2 separate regions of the Mus musculus genome follow, and region 2 is linked to region 1. The links are chromatin loops, found by intact Hi-C in ENCODE. Cell type or tissue: left cerebral cortex. All regions are shown on one strand. Links, peaks and the distances in the headings refer to the core of each region. The heading gives the core; the rest is flanking DNA.

The links. Peaks named below come from ENCODE experiments on the same cell type or tissue, not always from the same donor. Only the 100,000 strongest peaks of a DNase experiment are listed, where the experiment ranks them.
Region 2: it touches region 1 in a loop (2.0-fold over the local background); 2 of 42 quality-filtered maps call a loop at or near these places.

What each region holds. Positions count from the first base shown.
Region 1 is chr17:32,142,106-32,144,912 of GRCm38, forward strand. Notch3 (notch 3) reads right to left here. Exons shown (of 33, transcript NM_008716.3): 21 at 2,597-2,729; 22 at 2,262-2,519; 23 at 2,063-2,181; 24 at 1,139-1,704. It overlaps Gm41568 (a long non-coding RNA gene), which reads left to right. Exons shown (of 2, transcript XR_876749.3): 2 at 1-830. Among named protein-coding and RNA genes, the nearest start is that of Gm41568, 3.7 kb to the left of the region's middle. In left cerebral cortex, for the core only: a CTCF peak has its summit at 1,244 (motif pointing right); DNase peaks (open chromatin) are centred at 364, 966 and 1,235; H3K4me3 peaks cover 550 bases; H3K27ac peaks cover 1,175 bases.
Region 2 is chr17:32,284,627-32,287,433 of GRCm38, forward strand. It overlaps a transcript of Brd4 not described here. Among named protein-coding and RNA genes, the nearest start is that of Brd4, 1.9 kb to the left of the region's middle. In left cerebral cortex, for the core only: a CTCF peak has its summit at 1,609 (motif pointing left); no DNase peak of the experiment used is centred there; H3K4me3 peaks cover 953 bases; H3K27ac peaks cover 499 bases.

The DNA of each region.
Region 1 (2,807 bases), core at 96-2,595:
CTGTCCTGGAACTCACTTTGTAGACCAGGCTGGCTTTGAACTCAGATATCCACTTGCTTCTGCCTCCCAAGTGCTGGAATTAAAGGCATGCGCCACCACACCTGGCTGAAGCCTTATTTTTAACAAAGAAAACAAAACTATGTTGCTGAGGGTGATCTTGAACTTATTATCCTCCTGATCCACCTGCTGAGAGCCAAGATTACAAGCACACAGCACCTCTCACAGTTTAGGTGGTGCTGGGGACCCAAGCCTGGCTCTGTGGATGTTAGGCAAGCATTCCATCAAGTGAGCTACATCCCCAGCCCTCTATACATAATTTATATAAGGCACCTCTGGGATGAGGCCCAAGTCTAAAGACAAAAATACACATACCCAAAAGTAACTATATATTTTTAGTGTGCCTGCCTTTGGTGGTTGTTTTATTTCCATGCTGGGCGGGGATTGAACCAAGGGCCACATGCCATCTAGGAAGGTGCTCTGCCACTACAGACCAACCTGTGTCTGAATTTTGACTGTAACTTATCATTGGGGCAAAGGATGGAATTTTCCACTGTGGCATCATGCCCATGCCCCACATGGCTCAGGGATTCAGGTTTGGGATTTGGGATGCTCAACCAGTATCACTATTGTATGCTCTTGAATGAGCACCTGCTGTGGGCTCCTGTTTTGCTTTGTTTGTTTGTTTGTTTGTTTTTGTTTTGAGACAGGGTATCACTGTGTGGCCTTGGCTGGCCTAGAACTCACTATGTAGATCATGCTGGCCTTGAATCCCTACAGAGACCTGCTGTCTATGCCTCTGAAATGCTGGCATTAAAATGTGTGAGCAACTAGACCCAGTTTAATTTTTAAAATTTTAAGAAAGACAAATGAACAAGTCCTAAGTGTGGACAGATGGGATGTGTAACTGCAGGCAGACAGAAGCAAATGGGCAAGATATATAGGTAAAAATATAAATAGGCAGAGATGAGGCACATGGGTGGAAACAGGCGGATGAAACCACCAGTGCCCTGGTGGTAGCAGCTGGAAGGGACAGCCCATCAGACGAGCCAAAAACAGACTGACAGACAAACTGGGACAGATGTGGCTCACTGACAGTGCAACATATAGATAGACAGAAGGACAGAGTCAGGGGGCTCACTTGCAGGTGCGGTCGCGGCCACCAGAGTAGCAGTCAAAGTTGTCATAGAGGCAGGCTGGAGAGCTGCAGGCCGGGTCACACCGGCTGTTGTTGAAGAGACGCCAGCACTGCAGTGCCTCACACTGCCTCCAGGGGTCGTCCACGTTCAGTGAGCAGTCACCGCCATCCCAGCCACAGCCTGGGGTGTTGCACTCACGATCGCAGTTCTGGTCCCCTCGCTTGGCCTGGCAAGCCGCTCGCGGGCACCGTGGCTCCTCGGGGACCTCAGGGGCTGCGGAAGGGGTCTCACAACGCGGGCCGCCCCAGCCCGGAGCGCACACACAGCGGAAGAAAGGGACACTCTGTACAGGTAGGCATGAGCCCCCATGCAGACAAGGGGCAGAGGCGCAGCTGGCGTTAGTAGCTCCTGAGGGTGACGCCCTAGAAACCCGGCAGGAGGGCCCGGACAGCCCCGGAGGACAAGCGCAGCGTGGTCCACGGGCTGTCTGCTGGCATGGGATACCCACTGGGCACTGCAGCTCTCGGCAAGAGCGTGCCACCCGCTCACAACGCAGACCCCAGAATGGCTAATGGTGAAGTGAGGAGACAGAAAGAGAAAAAATTGGTAGTGAGAAGAAACAGGAGAGTGGAAAAGAGAGAAAAGAATGGAGGTCAAGACTTGAGAAATGCTGACACCCCACCCCCACCCCTCCAATTCCAGCAACCTTTCCTCTACTGACCTCATTTTGAAGATAAGCCATACCTCCCCAGGAGGCAACAAAGCCAAGTCACAATTTCACTAAGTTACACTCCAAACCATAATTTCATAATTTCATAATTTCAGAACCTCCTTTCCTTCTACTTTTCCCGTATAGACCTATGCTTCCCTAAAGCCACAGGCCTTTTCTTTCCCCAAGGGTTCCAACCCCTACCAATCACACCTACCGGGACACAGTGACAGGTGAAGGTCAGCCCACCTCCACGGCCTAGGCTGTGACGGCACTGGCCTCCATGCTGACATGGCTGGGACTCACAGGGGGACAGAGCAATCTGACAGCGAGGCCCTGAACAAACAGATGCAGGAGGATCAACTACAGAAGCAGAACCACATCAGGTTTCTGGCCAGGCTCTCTGCCATTCTTACCTGTGAAGCCAGGATGGCAGACGCAGCGGAAATGCCCACCTGGATCTTGTAGGCAGTCCCGAGTATGCGCTGCATGGCAGGCACCCGGGCGACACTCATTGATGTCTGCCTCACAGTGCAGACCTGTGTATCCTGGGGGACAGTTACAGCGGAAGCCACCCACCAGGTCCACACAGGTGCCATTGTGTAGGCACTGAACGCCTGAGTCCAAGGATGGGCCTAGGTCACAGTCGTCCTCATTGATCTCACAGAGAACTCCTAGGGTATAGGAGCATGGTCAGTGGAGGCTAGAAACTCATCCTCTTATCCTGCCCCCAACCCTGGCCTTAACATACCCAGTGTGCCAGGGGGACAGGAACAGAGATAGCGGGCCACAAGATCGATACAGGAGCCTCCGTTCTGGCAGGGCTGGGAAGCACACTCATCTATATTATCCTCACAACTGTCACCAGCATAGCCAGCTGGACACTGTATTGAGGCAAGAAAGGAATTCACTCAGCCCCGAGGGACACAGACGTGCCTCGGCATACCTGTGAGCACACAGAA
Region 2 (2,807 bases), core at 244-2,743, 140 kb after region 1:
ACTGCTGGCAGCCTCCGCCGCAGCCGCCGCCACTGCTTCGGTTCCTCGGCTGCGGGAGAGCAGAACAAACAGCCCTGCCGCCGCCGCCAGCGCACTGATGTCACCACGCACGCTGCGCGCGCGGCCCCGTGTCATCGCCGCCGCCCGGCGTGCGCGTCCCGCTGGTCCTCCCAGGTCCGGAGAGCTTCGTTAGTGCCGGCGGCGGTTGTAGAGGTGAGGACAGGAGACTGGCTCCCCCGACTGGGGGGAGGAGGGCGGGAGTCCTTGGAACACGATCGAGGGTCTCTGAGGACTGTGTACCCCAGAGGGATACACAGAAGAGGGAAGATCAAGAGAAGACAAGAAGAGTCTTCAGGGCCATCCATAAGGAAACAGCTTTTCGGAGGAAGCCGACACGCAGACTCAGGGAAGGAACCTTGCAGATGAGTGGGGATCTTCACATGCAAGAACGACAAGAAAAGATTTTTTTTTTTCCCCCAGAGCTGAGGACCGAACCCAGGGCCTTGCGCTTGCTAGGCAAGCGCTCTACCACTGAGCTAAATCTCCAACCCCAAGAAAAGATTTTTAATCCAAAAATTTAAATAATCCGATGACAGACTCAAAAGAGCAGATGGTGAAGAGAGCCCTCAGACAGGTGATAGAGGAACATTAAGGCCAGAGGACTATGGCTAGTTGTGTGTCAGTGGGAACTGACAATTGCTGAAAATACAGACACGTTTCACTATATTCACTACACTCAATTTATGGAATCAACTTAAGGAAAATATTTCATGTATCATGAAATAAGAGAATGAGCCAGCGGGGATTTTTTTTTTCAGAGCAGGATCTTAAGAATTCTTACCCTTCTTGTCTCAGCCTTCCAAGTAATGAGATTACATGTGTTCACCACCACACCCAGGTCTTCTTGGCTGGCCTCTGTAGAGGAGCTGAAGATTGATCAGTACGGATCTCTAAGCCTAGAACATTCTCTTTCTTGTCCTCCAGATTAACTTTAATTCTTGAAGACGTAAGTCAGCTCCCAGCATACTCTGAACTAGGTATGTGACCATTTGAGGGGTTGCAAAACATCCCAGCCTGGAATACAGAAGATCTTTGAGATTTTTTAAGACAGCATTTCTCTGTATGGCCCTGACTGTCCTAAAACTTAAACTAGAATAGCCTTGAACACAGAAATCTGTCTTTCTCTGCCTCTTAAGTACTGGGATAAAAGGTATGTACTACCACCCCCAAAGAAAAAATTAGAATTTTTAAGGTTCCCCATGTGTGTGTGTGTGTGTATGTGTGTATATGTATGTATGTATATATATATATATATATGCATATATATATATATATATATATATATATATAGAGAGAGAGAGAGAGAGAGAGAGAGAGGTGTCCAGAATTAAGAAGGCTAAAAGAAAAAGGTAGGCTGAGGCAGAAGGATAATAGGTTAAAAGGAAGACCACCCTGTATTAGTGAGACTGTCAAAACATCAAACAGGTGCTGGTGAGATGGCTCAGTGGGTAAGAGCACCGGACTGCTCTTCCGAAGGTCCGGAATTCGAATCCCAGCAACCACATGGTGGCTTACAGCCATTTATAATGAGATCTGACTCCCTCTTCTGGAGTGTCTGAGGACAGCTATAGTGTACTTACATATAATAAAAATAAATAAATCTTAAAAAAAAAATCAAACAGGCTGGTGAGATGACTCCAGTGGCACTTGCTGCCATTTCTGACTACCTGAGTCCAATCCCTGGGACTGGCCCTCTGACCTTATAAATAAATATTTTAAAAAAAAAAAAAAAACAAGAAAGAATAAAAGTATTCCCTACTATTGTGTTTTAGTTGTGATTAACCAAAGGTTAATTGGTTATATTGGTATATTCTAAGCCAAGTAAAAATTTTACCTTTGACTATGATAATTATGAGATGTAATTAGTTATAAGAAGTGAAGAAATTGTAACATTTGTTAAAGCGTCTAACTTTGGGCTACAGATCATGAAACTCCCCCCCCCCCACCCCACCCCCCAACATACACACACACACACACACACACACACACACACACACACACACGGTTTCTCTGTATAGCCCTGGCTGTCCTGGAACTCATTCTGTAGACCAGGCTGGCCTCTGCCTCCCAAATTCTGGGATTAAAGGTGTGCGCCACCACACCCGGCCATGAAACTTTTAAATATCTTCTAATTTTGCATGTTATTTCCAAAAGGTGCTCAGAAAGAAAAAAAAAAAAAAAAAGGTCGGGCAGTGGTGGAGTTCGCCAGCCTGGTCTACAGAGTGAGTTCCAGGACAGCCAGGGCTATGCAGAGATGGGGGGGGGGGGGGGGGGTTCACACGCTGAAAGGGAGGGGAAAATAACTCCTGAAAGTTGGCCCTGACCTCCACAAGCTTGTGTAATTTACACACAAGTGGATATATGTAATACCTTTTGAAATTAAAAAGTAGTCTGCCATAATAGTGTATGCCTAGGGCTGGAGAGATGGCTCAGTGGTTAAGAGCACCAACTGCTCTTCCAAAGATCCTGCGTTCAATTCCCAGCAACCACATGGTGGCTCACAGCCATCTGTAATGAGATCTGATGCCCTCTTTTTGGTGTGTCTGAAGACAGCTACAGTGTACTCATCATATACATGAAATAAATAAGTAGACAGACAGATAGCGTGTGCCTATAATCCCAGCACTTGGGAGACAGAAGCATCCAGATCTTTTTTGAGTTTGATGCCATCCTAATCCACATAGGGAGGATCAGGCCAGGCAGGGCTACAAACTTGGTGTTTTTGTTTGTCTGTCTGAGACTGGGTC